Regions from separate parts of the Mus musculus genome. Here regions 2 and 3 are each linked to region 1. A link is a loop called in an ENCODE intact Hi-C map of the cell type or tissue named here. Cell type or tissue: heart. All regions are shown on one strand. Region 1 holds the start of Insyn1 (inhibitory synaptic factor 1). Region 2 holds the start of Tbc1d21 (TBC1 domain family, member 21). Region 3 has its middle 40 kb from the start of 1700072B07Rik.

What was found. A loop is a pair of places that touch in the nucleus more often than their neighbours do. Peaks named below come from ENCODE experiments on the same cell type or tissue, not always from the same donor. Only the 100,000 strongest peaks of a DNase experiment are listed, where the experiment ranks them.
Region 2: it touches region 1 in a loop (2.1-fold over the local background); 4 of 42 quality-filtered maps call a loop at or near these places.
Region 3: it touches region 1 in a loop (2.5-fold over the local background); 3 of 42 quality-filtered maps call a loop at or near these places.

What each region holds. Positions count from the first base shown.
Region 1 is chr9:58,486,279-58,490,278 of GRCm38, reverse strand. Insyn1 (inhibitory synaptic factor 1) reads right to left here and starts at 1,676. Exons shown (of 3, transcript NM_176921.4): 1 at 1,040-1,676; 2 at 1-610. The coding sequence starts at 42. In heart, no CTCF peak of the experiment used is centred here; DNase peaks (open chromatin) are centred at 1,678 and 2,158; H3K4me3 peaks cover 2,677 bases; H3K27ac peaks cover 2,064 bases; H3K27me3 peaks cover 1,660 bases.
Region 2 is chr9:58,367,360-58,371,359 of GRCm38, reverse strand. It overlaps Tbc1d21 (TBC1 domain family, member 21), which reads left to right and starts at 905. Exons shown (of 11, transcript NM_028854.4): 1 at 905-1,094. The coding sequence starts at 1,035. 1700072B07Rik (RIKEN cDNA 1700072B07 gene) reads right to left here and starts at 856. Exons shown (of 3, transcript NR_040727.1): 1 at 720-856. In heart, CTCF peaks have their summits at 1,306 and 1,512 (motif pointing right); a DNase peak (open chromatin) is centred at 1,431.
Region 3 is chr9:58,408,508-58,412,507 of GRCm38, reverse strand. No RefSeq gene overlaps it. Among named protein-coding and RNA genes, the nearest start is that of 1700072B07Rik, 40 kb to the right of the region's middle. In heart, no CTCF peak of the experiment used is centred here; DNase peaks (open chromatin) are centred at 727, 1,977 and 3,147; H3K27ac peaks cover 827 bases; H3K27me3 peaks cover 972 bases.

The DNA of each region.
Region 1 (4,000 bases):
GTCACTGGGCTGCCCGAGGTCCGGGGCACCCCGAATGTTCATCCTTCACCACGTGGCCGCAAGCCTGCCCATACTCGCCCCAGCGGGGCACACGCTTCGTCTGCCTCCACGGAGCCCCCCTCGGCCGGGCAGAGCTCCACATTTTAACGGCCCCCCAGCCTACCCTGGCCTTGGGCGGCCCTCACCCAGCCCCTGCAGCCTGCCACTCCACCTACTCGCCTCTGGGTGGGGGATGGAGCACCCAGAGGGAGACAGAGTCTGACAGGGTGGGAGGGGGGTCAAGGTGAGGACACAGGAGGGCAAGGGGAGGGGCCTTAGGGCCCAAGAACAGCTTCCAGGACTTGAAGTGCCTATGGTGTACAGAGCTGATCTTTGCCCGAATCTGGATGCGGAGGCAGGGGGATGATTCTGCAAGGACTAAGGGTAAGAGATGCCCTTGGGATGGGGGAAGGCAGCAATCCCCTCGCAACTCCTAGGCAGTTACAAAGGCAGAGGTCTCTAGATGCAGCTGAACCAGCACAGGGACGGTGATCAGGATCTTCCAGATGTGGAGGGGGCTCCAGATGTGAACAGCACTGGAGAGGGAACTGGATTGGAGGAGGGCAGCCCCCTGCAGAAAGAGCGAGCCTGGCGTCAGCCCTCCCAGGCTGCTGCACCAGCCTGCTGCTGCTGCCTCCCTCTTCTCTCTGCCTGCACCCTCCTTCCTAGCTGGAGATTTATTTATTTATTTATTTATTTATTTATTTAGTGGGGAGGGGTGGTGGAGGCAGATAGTTTTCAACACCCTTCTTCAACAGAAGAGTGGAGGAGCCCCTGTTTTAGAGGAATGAGCCCTTAGCCTCCTCTGGAGCACTCTAGCCGTGGTGCACCCCCCGCCCCCAGCCACCAACCAAGCTTGGCCAGACTGGTTTAGCACAGGGCCTCTCCAGCTCTCCAACCTTCTTTCAATGCCCACAGGGTGCCCTCCTTCCCAGAGGACCCTTTCTCCCCCAACCCCGCCTTCCCTCCGAACCCTCCGAAGCTGGACTCCCCTACTCACCAAGGGTGGGGGCAGTGGCCTTTCCTCTAAGCAGTGTCGGGGCCGAGCCACAAGACGAGGTTGGGGGGCCCCCAAGGCTCCCTAGGGCGGGCTTCTCTCTCTGGACCCTTCGGCTCCTGGCCTCAGGAAGGTCTTCCGAGCGGTGACCGGAGACATCTGGGCGGTGGGAGGGGGCGGGGCCTCCGCGCTCCGGGGAAGGGGGCAAAAAAAAAAAATCCCCAAAAATCTCCTCACCACGCTCGCCAGGCTCCCGGTCGCGAGGGTCCGGCGAGCTCGGAGGCCCCGAGGCCACAGGTGACCCGAGCCGAGGTGACACCGGTCCGGTCCAGGCGACTAAGCCAAAGTCGGAGGGCTGGGGAGGGCGCCGGGATCCCCTCAGCCCACGCCCGGCATTCCCCGGGCTCCACAGGGTTCGCGATTCTCTCTGTCCATTCTAGATGGGCAGGTCTGAGCCCCTCCGGGGTCTGTCCTGCCTTTGCCTTGCTCTGCCCTTCCCGAGCTGGCACTGCTAGGTGTCCGGGGTGTACTCAGCCGGGACCCAGAATGTCCGTGCTCCGGCCCGGGCGACGTCTGGAGCGGCCGCAGAAACCGCTCAGTCCAGCCCGGCAGTCGGCTCCATCAACGGTGGGGAAAGTCCGGATTCCTTCGCGTCTCGGGGGAGGGGAAGCAGCCGTGGCCAGGGGGACCCGGTGTCGAGCACAGCGGAGATGAGTGCACGAGGTCGGGGGGGCCTCAGCACGGCGGGGCTCAGCCGAGGAAGCAAAGGAAAGCAGAAGGGGGCGAGCGAGACGCCAGGGAGGCGATGGAGGAGGCGCGCCGGGCCCGGCCAGGCACACCGGGCGCGCAGCCTCCGCTCGGCTCCACCGCCTCCAGCGCGCTCGCTCACGGCTCCGCGCCTCGCGGCCCGGGGCGCCGGGTAGCTGCCGATGGGGCAAACGAGGCACCGGGGCTGCTCGGGCCTTTCTCCCCGGCTGCTTCGCCCTCGCCCTGCCCTGCCCTGCCCTGCCCACCCGGCTCCGCGGGCCTGGCCCGCTTACCCCGAGCGCCGCCGCGCCCCGCCGGACTGGCCGCCCGGCCGGGCGCAGGCTCCCTCAAAGGCCGCCGGGCTCGCGCGGCTCCGCTCGCCTCGGCGCTGGCAGTGAAGGGGCCGGCCCCGCGCGCCGGGAGGGAGCTTTTAAAGCGACACACACGCCTCCCAGCGCCCAGAACCGAGCGCGCGAGCCGGGGGGTCTCACCACCCTAGGGAGCGGGTTGGACTGGGCGCCAGCGGACCTGGAGGAGAACTAGCCCGGCCACTGCCCGCTGCCCTGGGCGCACAGAGGCCCAGACTTGACTCCAAGTTCCTTCACCTCCTTTTTACACAATCCCTTGACCCTCCTCCCCTCACGGTGGTGCGTCCCGGGGTTCCCCTTCTGGCTGTTACCCTCCTCTGCCATCATACCTCAAACTGTCCCAAATCTTGTGTCAGTTCAGTAAATAGAATCCAGCCAACCTTTACTGAACACCTATTGTGTGCCACGCTCTGGCCGAGAGGGAGGGCAGAGTGGGTGCTGGGCTGTTTCTGAAGGTTCTGTTCCCCTAGTTCTTCACCTAAGTTTTCAACATATTTTTGTTCTCTCTCTCTCTCTCTCTCTCTCTCTCTCTCTCTCTCTCTCTCTCCCTCCCTCCCTCCCTCCCTCCCTCCCTCCTTCCTTCCTTCCTTCCTTCCTTCCTTCCTTCCTTCCTTTTCTTTCAGGCCCTGTTGAGGAGGAAATATCGAGGAAATTTCCCCATGAGGACATTCTTGAGTAAACTGAAGGGTGGTGCATGTAGTTCTAGGAGCGTTGCTAACTTGGCAGGTATGGGGTAACTAGGAGGAAGCACAGGCCACCCCCACTCCCCCAAGTTCTTCCCAGGAATTCAACCCTTGAGCTGAATCTTAACAGAAGATTCAGTGGGAGTCCCGGTGACCGGTGACCTTGCCCTGGGGAAGGGAGGAATCTGCTTCCTAGAGGGAAGGAAGATAGGGGGAAGGAACCACTCAGGAGCAAATGTGGGGGAGGGCAAGTTTCAGTCTAAGTGGCCCTGTTGGTGCCACTGGGAAGACTGTATGAAGTGGAACAGAGAAAAACCAGATCAGGAAACAGGAGGCTGTGGACAGAAGCTTGGAATTTAGACCTGGTGGTGGTGGAGTACACCTTTAATCGCAGCACTTGGGAGGCAGACAAGTGGATCTCTGTGAGCTCGAGACCAGCCTGGTCTGCCAGAGTCAGGGCTGTTACACAGAGAAACCCTGTTTTGGAAAACAAACCAAACCAAACCAAAAAAAAAAAAAAAAAAAAAAAAGCACTTGGAATTTATCCTTTGGCAGAAGGGGCCTGTGCAGATTTGGGGGGCAGGAGGAGGAAGTCAGGTCCTATCTGCCCTCCTAAGGGACCCCACTAAACTCCCAAAAGTCAATGGTGGGTTTGAGGAGGCCACAAGCCAGGTGCTCCATTAGGAAGTCCTAACTGAGCTGAGGGAGGCCAGCAACAGGGATGTGGAGGAAGGGGTGCTCTTGGTGACATCACTTGGTGACTTCCTGAGAGACTCTGAACTTTGAGAACTAGGGGGAGGCACACTTGAGCTTCTGGTTTATAGCTTGTTGGGCTGAGTAAATGGTTGTGTGCATCTGAGCCTTCTGGGGTGAAGGGCAGAAGTCTGGGACAGGTTGAAAGAATCAGAAGGAAAATAGACCCCTGTTCATAGAAGGTCTGTGGCTTGACAGTGGTGGGCTACGACCTTTGCTTTGGCTCATGCTCAGAGAGGAGAAGATAGTAAGCAGGTTAGCTATGCAGAAGTAACATTAGCAGCATCAGGACCAGGCTGGCTGCCTAGAAGACTCTAGGACTGAGATGGGGAAGGAACATTCACAGAGGTAGGAGTAGAGCCCAGGGAGTGGAGTTGTGGGTCTGACCTAGAGAGGCTTGCCTCAGTGGTGTC
Region 2 (4,000 bases), 120 kb after region 1:
CAAGGTACAGAAAGGGGTGGGAGAGGATGGCAGTTACTCTACTTGTCTGTTTTCTTCAAGACAGGGTCTCACTATTTAGCCTTGACTGTTCTAGAACTCACTCTGTAAACCAGGCTGGCCTTGAACTCACAGAGATCTGCTGTCTCTGCCCCCTGAGTCCTGGCATTAAAGGCGTGCACCCCTACACCCTGCAGCTTCAGTTATTTCATTAAGTTATTCATCCAGTTGGTGCTCAAATCTACTGTCTTAGTTTGCCCAAGACCTTGCTCTGGGTATATAGGTAACTAAAGCAGAGGGTTGGGGAGTTGGCTCAGTGGACAAAGTGTTTGCCATGCAAACATGACTACCTGAGTGTGGATCTCCAGTCACCCTGTAAAAAGCCATGCATACAGATGTACACATCTGTAGCCTCAGTGCTGGGGACAGAAACAGGTGGATCCTTGACCAACCAGTCTAGCCAGGTTGAGTGAGAAACCCTGTTTCAAAAATAAGGTAGAGAATCTCACACACACACACACACACACCAGGAACCACTATTCAAATGCTAAATTGTGGCCTCCTATGTAGTCTTACATAAACCTACTCTTGGTCTCCAGATCAGATATACTGATTTGGTGTTTTGGAAAATCATCCCTAAACCTGAGGCTCTAACTGTAGTATTATGAGCTCTGGTACTGGTCTGGTAAAACAACAGCCAGAAATAGGAAGTTGTAGCTCACCTCCTCCAGGAAGTCCGCCCCAGCTAGCCAGCCCACTGGATCCATTAACTCAACCTCTGACACATAGCCTGTGTACACTGTAATCTGGAGAGGGGGGTGGTCTGTAGATTTACTTCCTTGGCTTCTGTGTGTGTTCCAAGGTCATTGTGATGGCAGTTCCAGGGCCTTGTGACACACATCTAGCTGGATTTGTTCAAATGTAGGGAATCAAGAGAGGTCCAGTTCATCTCTTAAAAGGAAGTCCCCTTTCCCTGGTTCCCTGATCACTAGGGAAGAGCTGGACACAGGCCACTCCCAAGGCAACAAGAGGGGAACATGACTACCCTTTCTCCAGAAAACAGCCTCTCTGCCAGGCGATCAGCCACCTTCATTCTGGTATGTTCTTTGATTTGATTTGAGAGAAGGTGTCTCTGTGCTGCCCAGGCTGGCCTTGAACTTGTGATCCTTTTGCCTCAGCTTTCTGAGTGCTGAGATTATAAGCTTATGCCACCACACCTGACATGTTCTTCATCAGTCCCAAGTGCCTGCCTCCCATAGTCCGGTTTATAGCGGGACTCTTTGTCCCTGCTGAATGGGAAGGCTGGCCATGGAACGGAGAGCAAGGGCCGCTTACCTTCAACAGCAGCCACAGGTTAGACATCTACATCCCTTTTTACCTTATTGGCGGGGGGGGCAGGACTTAGAACTCAGTATGGCTTCCTCCCCAACTGTGTCATTCTAAATTTTTTGAGTTTTAGAGTTGCAGCCTCTCACTGTTTTTCTTTGGTGCTTTTGCCAACAATTCTGGTATGTTGCCACCAGGTGGCAGTAGTGCTTCTGTTACTAGGTCCCAAGCCCAGTTAATAAACTATTCCGGTCCACCTGAGTCATGAAAATTTTCCACGCACTATTTTTCAAAATCATAACTAATTACAATGACCTTAACAAATCTCAAGACCCATTTGTCATGTGATTAATAGGGCGATATATAGAAATGCAAAACGAGCACTTGGGGTTTAAACGTTACACGTTTATTGCAGATGATCACCAAGCTTTGGATTTTTTTTCTATATTTCTCCCATTCTCCAAATTTAGAGAAGGCTAATACTAATAATAATGAATAAGCTGCCACACAGCAGTCGATGTGTACAGATGGTATTGTAAATGCTTTGTTTATAGTCACTCCTTCTCATCCCAGCCCTTTGAGATGGGATGTGATCAGGCTATTATCATTTGATGAGTGAGAAATAGATCTTGGAGACTTCAAATCCAGTCAGCTGCTCTCCAGACTCAGGCAAGCAGGCTGACCAGTCCTCCTCATCGATTCGTGAAGGCCCAAACGTGGAGCTGATTGCCAGCATCAAGGAGACCTTACTTCTCAAAGTTACCTGTAACTCCTAGTGCCCCGTTTCTCAGGGTTGATCCAGCAGATAAAGCGTGTGTGAGTTATTAAAGAGGGATGTTCGGTCTAGGGAGATGGCTCAGCACTGAAGTTCTTTTCTTGTAAACATGACGACAGAGTTTGAATCCCAGAACCCATGTGAAATGTTGGGTGGGTATGGTCATTCCCCTATAATCCCAGTCCCAGAAGGCAGAGATAAGAGGATGCCAGGGGCAAACTGACTAGGGGAATTTAGCCATATCAGTGAGCTCTAAGTTTGGTTGAGAGACCTTGCCTCATTGAGTAAGGTCAAGCAGGCAATCAAAGGTGATTCCCAGCATCAATCTCAGGCCTTCATGTGTACTCATAATATGTGCACACACGCATATCACACACACACACACACACACACACACACCACTGACAAACAAAGGGAGCTCGTAGCCCACCTGACCTGCAGATAGGGAAACTGACCTGCCTGTAGTCAATGGCTCACTGTGGCTTTTAAAGTCAAATGTTTCCCTACTTCCTGACCCCTGGCTCCTCACTCCAGCCTCAGCCATCCAGGAAACTGTTAGGAACTCGTCTCTGTAGGCTGTTTCCCCAAACTTTCAGAACCAGAAGACCCTCCAGTGATTTCAATACATTTTTCATTTAGAGTCCCGTGTCTACACATTCAGGTATTAAGAGAGAGATGGGGGCAGCTCTGGCCAGCGCGGGTGGATTCTGTCCAGCAGCTCAGGTCTCTCTGCAGTGTGGTACTTCAAGAGCCTCCTCTCTTCAGCCTGGGGAGAGGGACATTTTTGCACCCTTAGTTGCTATTTTGTAAATGCTTTTCAGACACTATCCCTTACCACTCATACGCAAGTGTGTGGCACACAAGTGTGCCTACCACACGCGGGCCAGGCGTGCGTGCATCTCCTCACATGAATATTCCTGCGACCGGCTGCTTTATATTTTCAAGGAAGATAAAATAGAGCACATGAATTGTTTACTTGGTGTTTATCTTAATCTTTCTATTATCAAAGCAGCACAGTCAAAGTAAAACATAAAATACGATTAAAAAAGGAAAAAGAGATGTTTACACTCCTTAACTTTCAAGAGAGTCCCGGTAGCTTTTTGGTTTGCTTTTGAGACTGGGTCTGATGCATCCCAGGTTGGCCTCAAGCTCACTGCATAGCTGAGAGTAACCTTGAACTTCTGGTCCTCCTGCCTCCACAGGTGTGTGGAATCGAACCAGGCATGTGGTTCTGGGGATCAAACCTGGAGCATCCAGTGTGCTAAGTGAGCACTCGACCAACTGAGCGACATCCCTAACCTCAATGACTAATTTTTTTTTCTTTAAATTTTATGCATATGGGTGTCCTGGCTGCATGGACATCTGTGCCCCACACATGTGTTTGGTGCCAAGGAGGCCAGAAAAGGGCATCAGGTGTCCTGGAACTGGAGTTACATCTGGTTGTGAGCTGCCATCTGGGTGCTAGGAATTGAACCAGGGTCCTCTGGGACAGCAGCCGGTGCTCTTAACTGATGCCATCTCTCAAGTCCCACTGTTGTTCTCAATAGAGAACGTTTTCTTGCATTTTCTTCAGTATTTTTACTATTATTTATTTAGTTGCTCTTGTTCTTGAGGTAGGGTCTCACTATGTAGCTTCATACGGCTTGGAACTTCCTATGTAGGCCATGATGTCCTTAATCTGAGAGATTCACCTGTTTCCCAGGTGCTGGGTGGGGTTACAGGCATGTGCCACTGTGCCCAACCTTCAGTCTTTTGTAAAAAATGCATATGAGCTTATGTATTACAGTTCTTATACTATGTAACAGACACAGTATACAAGAGGTATTACTGTGAACACTGATCCGGCTGGACTAGAGACCCCGAGTGTAGACGGACAGTGCTACTGTCAGACCACACAGACTA
Region 3 (4,000 bases), 78 kb after region 1:
TGCTGTGTGCAGTATTGAGAAGCCCTGGCACACAAGATAGAGTGAAGACCTAACATCTGGCCTCTATTCATGTGTCATGGCATGCATGTGCCCACACTCACACCCATGAATATACACACCACACCATACTCAGACACACACACACACACACAACCCAGGTTAAAACAGTAACAGCAATACAATCAGATCATTATCCAGGCTAGAAGCATAAGGTTGTGGGAAGTCCTAGGAAACCCCTGGATGCAGAGTGGCCATACAGGAGGCTGAAAGAGCTAACTTCTGTAGAAACTGCCAGGAACAGTAGGCTGGGGTCACATACTTCTGCTGCCTAAGGAAAAGGGGCCTAACCTTCTTCTTGTCTTCTGCAGAGCAGTGAGTGCAACCCATTGGCCGGAGCCTTGTACCAAAAAGAGCCTGAGCAATGCAGCCCTGAAGCTCCCAAGCTTTGCAAGACATTGAGAGCATGACACGTATGTGGAGAGAGGTCATGCTGACTACACCTGATGGTATTCACTGCTACTCCTTTCCGTCAGCTGCTTGCTAAGTCAAGTCACGTCGGGTGATCCCAGAAATGCCGTAGAACCTGAGACCTTTGTGCGAATGAGTGATGAACTTCTGCCTTGCTGAGCTCACTGTTTGAACTGCTGAGCCACTGTCCCGATGCACCTCTGAGAAGTGTAAGATAAGGTCTGAGAGGTGTCACTTCCAGCATGTGCAGTATTGATGTCACCAGAGGACCGATTTAGCCCAGCCATCCAGAGCAGAGAAATAGTTCACGGACAGACAAAGCAGTATTTAAAACTGCAGGAGGCCGGTGCCAATAGATCTGCTCAAGGCAGTGGGACGGAGCTGAGAGGGGTTGTGGTGCTGGGGCAGACTTCCTGGAAGAGCCATCACATTGCAGGGGATGGAGAAGAGCAAAAAGGCTTTCCAAAGAAGGTCTCTTTTCCCTCTGCACTCCAGAGCCATGTCAACTCGCCAGCCTGCTTTGCTTCCAACCTTAGCCACTGCTGGTCAGTACTGATGGCCACTTGTGGTCAGGAGAAAGAAGGCACAGGAAAACAGGGCCTTCAGGAAACCAGGACTGTGGGTGCCGTGATCGGCAGCTTGGAGGCTGGCAAGGTGGCCTGGGAGATGGGAAAGTGGGGTGAGGATGGTTTTACAAGGCAGTGCTGAGGAGAAAGTAAACACCTTCATGAAAAGGCTTGAACATTGTCTCACCCCTGCCTACTCTGCCCTGTGGCTTCTCTCCTTCAATGGTGCCTCTAGTTCACCTGTAGCCTAGGAACTAAAGACTACCCTGTGAACCTACATGCGGACCCAGGGGCTGGCCCACACTCAGCCAGCTGGTTTCTCTTGATCTGTCGCTGGTCAGAGCGGATGTTAGAATGTGCATTCAGAGACCAAGGTCAAGGTTTGATCAGTAGGATTCTTCAGGGTATGAAAATCATCCTGAGCAGGATAGAAATTAGCTCAGCATGGTGACCGACCAGCTTGTGACAAGGTTGACTTCAGCCTTGGGTCATAGCTTAACTTAGTCTGGAACAAGGTTCATCTAGGCACCAGTGCAGAGCCCAGCCTGGGGCTGGAGTCTGGGTGGTTTGATAGCAAAGGGGGCGTGAAGCAAACGCTGGCTGTGCTTGTTTGATTTCTTACAGGTTTATGCTCTGCTCAAATAACAAAGCGAAGTTTGGGGCTATGCTGATATATGTGTGATTTCTTCCTTTGAGTCACCTTTACCCTTCATTCGATTTCTGGGACCTTGTCCTTAGTCTCCCCCTCAGACCTGTGTGGAAGAGTTTGCACAGACTTCAGGGGAGCAATAAGCTGTGAGTATTCTCACAGAAGTTCAGAAAGAGCTGAAGCCAGGCGTGAGGCCAGCTGAGCAGGTGCCCAGCACATGGCAGACTGGTAGACTCCCAGATTCCTGCAGTGTGCTGGACACAAGTGCCAGGTCACCCTGAGACCCAGGGCCAGTCAGCAGTCAGGTGGACAGCCGGCTGGGCAGCAGCCAAGCCAGCACTGTTGAGTTGGGGTAGAGAGTGGGGGTGGAGACTTAGTCAGTTTGTTATTCATCGTGCCCCAGGGCAGGTGACAGCAATTTACCAGTTCTCAGTGATGGAGTAGCCAAGGAAGGGCAGGAAACCCCCTCACCCAGTCCCTCATGGGCATTCTCAGCTGTTAGAGGAAATGCAAGTTGACAGTAAGTGACAAGATTGAAAATGTAATTAAGGCAGATGGAACTAACTGGCAAGGATGAAAACCATTCCCTACGCTCTGATAGTTAAAGTGAGGTCACAGGACAGTCCTATCCTGGCTACACAACCAGCAGAGAGTACACCAGAATGAACTGTCTAATAGTGGCCAAGATCTGTGGGTGGACAGAGAGCAGCACTGAAAGAGATTTAGGTCAGATAAAAGGATGAACTCCCTAGAGATGAGAGGGGTTAAATGTTGGCACAGATATAATACCCTCTCATTTTCCCACATACACATGCATTCCCTCTGCAAGGTTATTGATAACTTGGCCATTCCAAAATCTGTGGAATAAGAAATGACTTCATCTTTAAATGAGAATATCGTCATGGTGGAAGTAGGTGGCACTCAGGCAGTAGTCAAAAGGAAGGGACTCTGGGATCCATGTGTCACAAGTCCCCAACGTCTTCCTGCTGACCAGAGCAGAGGTGCCATGCTCAAGGAGAGTGGATGTACACACGTAACCATGGAATCTCTCTAAGGGATATCTTCTTGGTCCCTCAGTTGTCCAGGAGCAGAGCAGATGTGAGCCAACAGAGGAAGCAGACAGGCTGGCTGGCCCTGGATCTTGTGTTAGAGGGAAACCCAGGGGCTGTGGCTGTGACTACAAACTGTCTGGAGCCCCACAGGAGGTGTGGTGACTGCAGTTTGGGGGTGACTCGTTTGAGAATCAGGAGTGGAGCACCAACATCTGGGCAGCCTTGCTTTGCCAACCACTGCTGAGAGCCATCCTAGCTTTGCTGAGATGGATGGCATTGGCCAGCTTTATTGGCCTCCATTCTCCATAGATCCCGTGCCAGTTCTCTGTGCTGGGCAATGGGGCAGGCTGAGTAAGTGGCTTCTTTGTGTCTGGTGAGCTCTCAGATTGGCAGGAAAGAAGAGGTTCCTATTTCAGTCCAAGGCAGTAGTCCAGTCCCCACTTACTGAGTATCTACTCTGTACAAGGAACAAGCAGGGTAACAGATCACTGTGGAGCCTAAGGATATAGTTTGTCCTTTTCTTGAGGGTAGAAACCTGCTAAGCAAGTAGACAAGAGCAAAGGCACCGTGTGGCCTTGTGCAGCAGAGCACAGGGAGGAGAAACTTAGCACAGCTGGGAGTGGTCGCTGCAAGCTACTTAGGAGAGATCTAGGACCTGAGTGTATGGGTGAGAAAGAATGGCTCAGAACTGAGAAGATGGGAGGATGGCTCAGTGGGTAAGGTTCTTGCTGTGCAAGCACAAGGACCTGCTTTTAGGGCCTCAACACTCAATAGCAAAATCCATATGTGGTAGTTCATGCCTGTAACCCCAGCTCTGGGAAGTAGAGACAGGCAGATCCTGGCAGCTCACTGGCCAGCCAATCTAGCCAAAATAGTGAATTCCAGGCTCAGTGAGAGATCCTGTCTCAAAGAATAAGATGGAGAATGTATGACACAGGAAGACATCCTAATGGCAACCTCTGGACTGCACATGTATCACACACACACACACACACACACACACACACACACACACACACACACACCAACATACATGTGCACACATACACATACCACCCACCCACATCTATAACACACACACACACACACACACACACACACACATACATGCATACATACACACACACACAATGGAATGCATCTTGGTGTGCTTAACACAGAATCCAATATTCAGAGGTGGGAAGAGTGTTGAGAAAGAGGCTTTCTGAATACCAGGACTTTACTGAGGCCAGGGAATAAAGACTAGATCCGTGATGGTTTCAGCA